2 separate regions of the Homo sapiens genome follow, and region 2 is linked to region 1. A link is an interaction called in ENCODE POLR2A ChIA-PET data of the cell type or tissue named here. Cell type or tissue: K562. All regions are shown on one strand. Region 1 overlaps UCHL5 (ubiquitin C-terminal hydrolase L5). Region 2 has its middle 29 kb from the start of RGS2-AS1.

Region 1 (4,000 bases):
CTATTTTTATCCTGCCTGATTTCAGAAGAAAAAAATTCAATTATTTTCCTTCTTTAATTCTTATAGTTCTCTATTTCTCATGTTGGTAGAGGTTTTTAAGATCTTATGAATATCTACCAGTTCCTGAACTGTTGACTGAAGTATATTTGAGAAATTCCTTAATAAGACTGCACTCTCCATTACAGAATAGTCTCGTACTCCTAATTCTCAATAACTATAACATCACCATGCTTCTACAATTCTTCTCTTTAAGCATTTTGTATTCAAAACTGTCTTAAAATTGATGAATTAGGAAAAAGTAGTGATAGATCCAGAATCCAATTAGCATTGCTGCTGACTTATACGAATATGTATTTTGATCCGAATCACAGTTCTTTAGTAAATTTGGATGCAAACTTTAATGATTAAAGAGGACTTTATAAATGTGGTTGACTAAAACACTGTAACACTTAGTACTCCCTTATCTTAGGTCTAAATTACCTAAGGTGAAATTATCTGAGGATAGCACAGTGGGAGGAGTAAAGTTAGGAGAAGTTAAAATTTATACTTATTAACACATTCTTTCAAAATCAAGACACCTTAAAGATTTAATATATACCCAATGCTAAACTAGGCAGTGAGGCTACGGCAGAAAAGATTATCAAACATTTCTATAATCTAAGGACTTCAAATTTGTAATCCATTATTTTAGGATTTTAAGAAGTAGAAAAAATTCTTGTGGTTACTTTCTTTTTTGATGTCAATAATAATTTACACTGTCCATGATATATTAGAACTCATTTTGTATGTGTCTGTGAGAAGAAAAGTTACAATGTACATGGGTATGAGAATATTGTCTTCAAGTTTTAAAATGAGTTTAGTGCCACCAAGTGGTTATGCTATACATAGTACAAAATTAACAAAAAACAAAAGAAAATTTAAAGGTGTACAGCCATTCATTCATTCATTCAAATAATACTTACTGAGCACCTACTACGTGCCAGACATTGTAATAAAGGCTGAACAGTGAATAAGAAAGATGTGGTCCTTGTCCTCCTAAATCTCACATAAAAATAATCTTATATATAGTCAAAGTTCTATTTGAAAGAACTGTAACTCACGTCACAAAAAATCTATTGCAGTATGAATTATTTAGGTAGTTCTCAACTTTAAAAATCTTTAGCTTACCTAAGTGTTCTACTTTAACTCTGGCTTTTAAGATAATTTAAAATAAAGCAGTAGAGTTCAATAATAGAAATGAGGCTAGAGCAGAGGGTCTCAAGTAGGACTGACCCAGAACCTTAAGAGTTTGGTTTGAATTCCTACGCCAGGGTATATAGTCTTTAGTTTATCAGGGCACTTCTACTCTCTACTTCTTACACACAATCCAATTCACACATTCATGATGACAACCTGATACTGAAGGCATTTGATTTTGTAATCCCCAGACTAGAGAATTTCTTTTCAAAGCTTATACAAAAGAAGAGTAGATGTCCAGAGGAATAATATAAAAATAGCTTAAAGTACTGCCTATATAAATTATAGTCAATCAAAAAACAAGCAATGGGGAAAGGATTCCCTATTTAATAAATGGTATTGGGAAAACTGGCTAGCCATATGCAGAAAACTGAAGCTGGACCCCTTCCTTACACCATATATAAAAATTAACTCAAGATGGATTAAAAATTTAAACGTAAGACCTAAAACTATAAAAACTCTAGAAGAAAACCTAGGCAATACCATTCAGGACATAGGTATGGGCAAAGACTTCATGACTAAAACACCAAAAGCAATTGCAACAAAAACCAAAATTGACAAATGGGATCCAGTTAAACTGAAGAGCTTCTGCACAGCAAAAGAAACTATCATCAGAGTGAACGGGCAACCTACAGAATGGAAGAAAATGTTTGCAATCTATCCATCTGACAAAGGCTAATACACAGAATATACAAGGAACTTAAACAAATGCAGAAGAAAAAAATAAACAACCCCATCAGAAAGTGGGCAAAGGATATGAACAGACACTTTTCAAAAGAAGACATTTATGTGGCCAACAAACATATGAAAGAAAGCTCATCATCACTGGTCATTAGTGAAATGCAAATCAAAACCACAACAAGATACCATCTCACGCCAGTTAGAATGGCGATCATTAAAAAGTCAGGAAACAACAGATGCTGGAGAGGATGTGGAGAAACAGGAAAGCTTTTACATTGTTGGTGGGAGTGTAAATTTGTTCAACCATTGTGGAAGACAGTGTGGCAATTCCTCAAGGATCTAGAACCAGAAATACCATTTGACCCAGCAATCCCATTACTGGGTATATACCCAAAGGATTTTAAATCATTCTACTATAAAGAAACATGCACATGTATGTTTATTGCAGTATTGTTCACAATAGCAAAGACTTGGAACCAACCCAAATGCTCGTCAATGATAGACTGGAAAAAGGAAATGTGGCACATATACACCATGGAATACTATGTGGCCATAAAAAAGGATGAGTTCATGTCCTTTGCAAGGACATGGATGAAACTGGAAACCATCATTCTCAGCAAACTAACACAGGAACAGAAAACCAAACACCACATGTTCTCACTCGTAAGCGGGAGTTCAACAATGAGAACGCATGGGCACAGGGAGGGGAACATCACACACCGGGGCTTGTCGGGGGGTTGCGGGCAAGGGGAGGGATAGCATTAGGAGAAATACCTAATGGAGACGATGGGTCGATCAGTGCAGTAAACGACCATGGCACGTGTATACCTATGTAACAAACCTGCACATTCTGCACATGTATCTTAAAGTATACAATATATATATATATTAAGTTAAAAAAATTATTGTCAATCTTCATTGAGTCACAGCTATAGCAATATAAATACATACAATTTTAAATTTTTTAATAGTCAAGGAAAAAGGTTGAGAATGTAACAGTAGCTTTCCCAAGAGAAAGTGATACTGAAAAAAAGTATAAATGTCCTGCTCATGAAGACTCTATAAAGAAAGATACACAGAAAAAAGGGATGAACACCAGAAAAACAAAATAGTAAAGGAAAAAATCATTTTATACTGGAGTATCAGAGAAAGTTTTTTCACAAATGTGAAATTTTAATAGGGGTTTGAAAGCTTGGTAGGAACTAGAGAATAGAGAAGGAAATTCACTTTAAAAAGTGAGAACAGTGTGAACAAAAGAACAAATTAAGATGTTTGATGTGCTTGTTGTTCAAGAGACAATGAGCATATTGGTCATTTGTACTAGTGTGGTTATAGTCATAGTGGGGTTATTCTTTACCTTGTTAAGTCACTGGCCTTGAGTAATTAGGAGTTTACCCAAAGAGTAAGACATTTTGAATATAGAAATAAAATAATCAAAACAGTGGTTCAGAAAGATTCAGTTTAAGTCAATTTACAGGAAGGACTGAAGGCGGCTAAAAGGAGAAATAAGATCAGCCAGGTTCCTACCCTAATAAAAGTATGAAATAATAAAGAGTGGTAGGTTAATATAATACATAAAACCACTATCACACAAACATGCAAGTGAGAAATCTAGGAATTAGAAATATAACTAAAAATAAAATAAGATTTAAAAGAATAAAAGAATATTAATAACAACCGTATGAAATGATTTTGAAAATTTAAGCTGAAATGAAGAAATCTTTTAAAAAAATACATCTTACCAGAACCAACTCAAGAAAAAATAAAGAGCCACAATAGTCCCTTAACTACTGAAATGAAGCAGTATTTTAAAATATTCTCGCAAAGAAAATACCAGGCCTACATGGATATACAGGTCAATTCTACAAAAATTTGAAGAAGTATATCACCTTAATTTTACACAAATTGTTCAAGGCACTAAAAATAAGAGAAAATTCCAACTCATTTCATGAAGCCAGAATAACCTTAATACTAAAACGAGTCAAAGCCATTACAGAAGAAGAAAAATTAAGACACATTTCATTCAAAAATTTAAATGCAAAAACCTAAACAAAATACTACTATATTTAACCCAATAGTGCAT
Region 2 (4,000 bases), 55 kb before region 1:
TTAATTTTAAAATTTATGAAATAACCAAAATATGAACAGTAGTCTTTAGGAACTGGGACAATTGAAAAACATATTTTATATTTTCTACAATTTTAAACTTTTTCTACTGGACAAATATTACTCTTCTAACAGGAAAATCTACCTTTATTTGAATCCATGGTAGTGATTCCGTGGCCAGAAAAATATCCCCCAGTCCAAGAATACATCTTGACATCATTGACTATTTTCCTAAAGTTTTGAAAATTCTAAGTGTATTTATACTTAAAAAAAAAACACTACAAAAACCAAATACTTGGTGCTGGCCTGATACTTCATTTTTTAGTTTATTCCATTGAGGCTTATTTGATCATTAGGATTCTTTGTCCATTTCCAGAGCCTCTTCCTTGGTACAAAAGCCTTCCGTGGACAAAGCCAGTGTGACCTGTCTACTCACCGATTACACTCACTGCCCTAATCCTCATGCATATAGGATTGTGGAGTTTCAGAAAGTCACATATTACATACAGACAATTCATTGATCTTAAACAAGAACTAAAAACAGTAGGAGTTTCGAAGATAGATTGGCCTGGGTAAAATTCTGATTTTGCCACTTTCTTGCTGTGTGACTTGGATAATCCACTGATTATCTTCATTTAGCTTCCAATTAGCTTCATTTCCACATGCGTAAAATGAGAATTACAGTACTGACCTCATATACTGTTGTAAGGAATACAATGAGATAAAACATATAAAATATTTATACAATGCCTGGGACATACACGCTCAACGTTCCCACTACACAATTCTTATGAAATCTTTCAACCTCCCATCAGAAAACAGAAGAGCTAGCTTCAGTTGCACCTATATGATGCCAAACACAGATGAAAATGAATAAAGTGATATAATTGCCAAAGTTTCTAAACATTTGTGTTACACAAAAAGGATCATTCAATTATGTTGTGTTGAGACAGGAGGTAGTGTTTTATCTTCTGCAGTAGCAAATGGAAGTTATTGACTCCTCTGAGATAATATAAAATCCAAAAATATTTAAGAAATAATAAAATAAACTTAGCTTAACATTTACCTACATAACTTTCGGAAACTGATATAAATGCACCTTTCTCTGTGCTCTCCATTCATACAGTATAGTTAAAAACTATTTTTCTCCTATCCTATAAGTCAAATAGAGATTTTAAAAATATTTAAAATGATAAAAATGAGACAATGTTGGAATACTACTGAATTCCTCAGAGATAGGCACAATACGCCTAAAACTGCACATGTTATGAACAATATTGATAACTACTGGGAGACTTTGGCAAACACTTAGCAGCTAGTGTGCTGCAAAAATACTCTCACTCTTCAAAAAATCTATTTTTTTCTCTCCAGCAACAAGAGGAATGCTCATGCACCCAACGGAGGTGGGTGCCAAATTGTTTCACCTTTGACATTCCCCTTCCCCAGTCTTTCACAAATTCTCACTCTCAGCCCTAAGGGAGTGTGTTTGGGCTTGGGAGTTGGGACAGGCTCTGGAGTTGTTGGCAAAGATAAAGAGTATTGAAACGAAGGCAAGTGAGATAAGAAGGGAAAGAAAAAGAAGAAAAAAATATATCATAGGACAGGTGAAGAAATACTCTCCACTTATCATTTTAAGTTAATTTAAAAAAGGGAAAGGGGAACCCAAAAATAGGTTCTGAGCTGCTTACTATGATGCAAATTAATCTCATTCACACCCCCTAATTCGCTGGGCACTTCCAAGATTCTCCTGAAAAAAATCAATATTTTTTTAAGTGTTTATGAATAAGGGGCTCATTGATTTTAAAATTTGACAGCATGTAGGAAAAGAAGACTGGTTAGCAGAATTTAAAATAGAAAGAATCAAAAGCCTAGGTTAGAGTTATATCCTTCAAGTTTAGACAAACTTAGCATCTAGCTTTATTTACATTTCAATGAATACTTGGGACACCTTTTATGATGAATTTACAGGGGTCCCCAACCTCCTGGGCCACAGACTGGTACCAGGGTCTGTGGCCTGTTAGCAACCGGGCAGCACAGCAAGAGGTGAGCAAGCATTACCTGCTGAATTCTACCTCCTGTCAGATCAGCAGCAGGCATTAGATTCTCATAGGAGCACGAACCCTATTGTGAACCGCGTATGCAAGAGATCTAGGTTGCATGCTCCTTGTGATAATCTAATGCCTGACGATCTGAAGTGGAGCTGAAGTGCTGATGCTAGCACTGGGAGCAGCTGCAAATACAGATTAACCTTAGCAGCGAGGTTTGGCTGCACAGAGACCATAATAAATCAACTGCTTTCAGGCTCATATCAAAACCCTATCAGTGAGTGGCAAGTGACAAATTAAGCTGCATCTGGTGGCAGGCTTTACAGTGACGAGTGAGTTGATGTATTTCAATTGTACAGCTGCATTTAATGTCAGGCTTTAAGTCAGAATCAGACGCATTTTATTCCGCTTATGGCCCGCCCATTATTTTATTTACCACTTCCATTCATGCCTCTTTCCCACACTGCACACTTGTCTCAGTCACAGTTTTGGTAAGCCCACGAGCTAACCCTAGCCACAGTGAGTAAAAAACAAATATCACTGGAGAGCTTCTTGGAAAAGGGGAAAAGACCCAGTGATGAGACAGCAGAAGACTCTAAGACTGCCAACAAAAAGTTGCATTTAAAAGAAGATACCGAGACTTAAATTACAGGTTCATTCCAACAGGTGATTCACATTCTCCAAGCTGGCTTTATATATGTGGTGACTGGCTACCCAAAGAAGCCATGAAACCTTCAAAACTTCTTCACCACATGCAGACCAAGCACCCTGCATTAAAAGACAAAACTTTTGCATCTTTCAAAAGAAAAATAATGTGAACATGAAGAACGGTAGCAATTATTGAAGGCCACCACTTCATCAAATGTGTCTGCACTGAGAGCATCATTCTCAGTGGCTAACGGCACTACTAAAGCAAAGAAATCCTTTACTATTGGTGAAGAGTTGATCCTGCCTGCTGCTAAGGACGTTTGCCATTAACTTTTAGGAGAGGCTGCAGTTCAAAAGGTGGCACATGTTCCTCTTTGGGCCAGCACCATATCTAGATGAACGATGAAACAGCAGAGGATATTGAGGCACCACAGTTAGAGAGGATTATTGAGTCACTGTGGTATGCAGTCCAAGTTGAGGAGTCTATCAGTGTTGACAACAAGGCAACAATGCTTGTTTTTGTGTGATGTATTTTTTTTCAGGAGCATGTGCAGGAGGATATTGTCATGCGCTTCCGTGTGAAGAGACCACCAAACAGGCTTTGTGTGAACAATAAAGGTTTTTAATCACCCGCTTGCAGGCAGGCTGAGTCTGAAAAGAGAGTCAGCGAAGGGAGATAGGGGTGGGGCCATTTTATAGGATTTGGGTAGGTAGTGGAAAATTACAGTCAAAGGGGTTTGTGTTGTCGCTTGGCTGCCTCTTCTCTATTATTGTACACTTTGAAGGCAAAGTTAATTAAGTCCTGTTGTGGGGTTTGAGGGCCGGAATCTAATTTTTGGAGTTTTATTTAATGTCAGGAGCGGATTGAGTAATAAAATGCATATTGAGAATAAGACGGCCTTCTGACCTTTTATGATCTAGGGCTGTAAAGCGTCTCAGGGTTGCTGCCAAACAAGCCATGAACTGGGCTGGGTTTTTATATTTGATGAAAAAGAGCCTAAACACTAACTGATTTGGGAGAGGTCAGCTAAAGAAAAAGGAGCATTAACCTTGACTATGCCTCTAGCTCCAACCACCTCTTTAAGAGGAAATTGTTGGGCAGGTCGGGGAGGGCTAGTCGCCGAACAAAACCATAAGCCAGACCAGGTGTGAGGAGGGCAGGTGATAGAAGGATTATAGGGTGGGAGAGCCGAGGCTGAGGAAGAATTAGAGCCTGATTCAGCCTGGTGGGGAGTGACCTGAGGAAGAGCAGTCTGGGGAGGAGGGGAGAGGTCAGATGGATCAGTAGAAAAGGGAGATTGAAAAGACTC

Evidence for each region. ChIA-PET counts read pairs that join two places held together with the same protein. Peaks named below come from ENCODE experiments on the same cell type or tissue, not always from the same donor. Only the 100,000 strongest peaks of a DNase experiment are listed, where the experiment ranks them.
Region 2: POLR2A ChIA-PET joins it to region 1 with 6 read pairs; 2 of 35 experiments call an interaction of 5 or more read pairs at or near these places.

Annotation. Positions count from the first base shown.
Region 1 is chr1:193,030,728-193,034,727 of GRCh38, forward strand. The region is part of intron 3 of UCHL5 (ubiquitin C-terminal hydrolase L5); the gene reads right to left. Among named protein-coding and RNA genes, the nearest start is that of UCHL5, 27 kb to the right of the region's middle. In K562, a CTCF peak has its summit at 900 (motif pointing left); no DNase peak of the experiment used is centred here.
Region 2 is chr1:192,975,265-192,979,264 of GRCh38, forward strand. No RefSeq gene overlaps it. Among named protein-coding and RNA genes, the nearest start is that of RGS2-AS1, 29 kb to the left of the region's middle. In K562, no CTCF peak of the experiment used is centred here; DNase peaks (open chromatin) are centred at 1,507 and 2,267.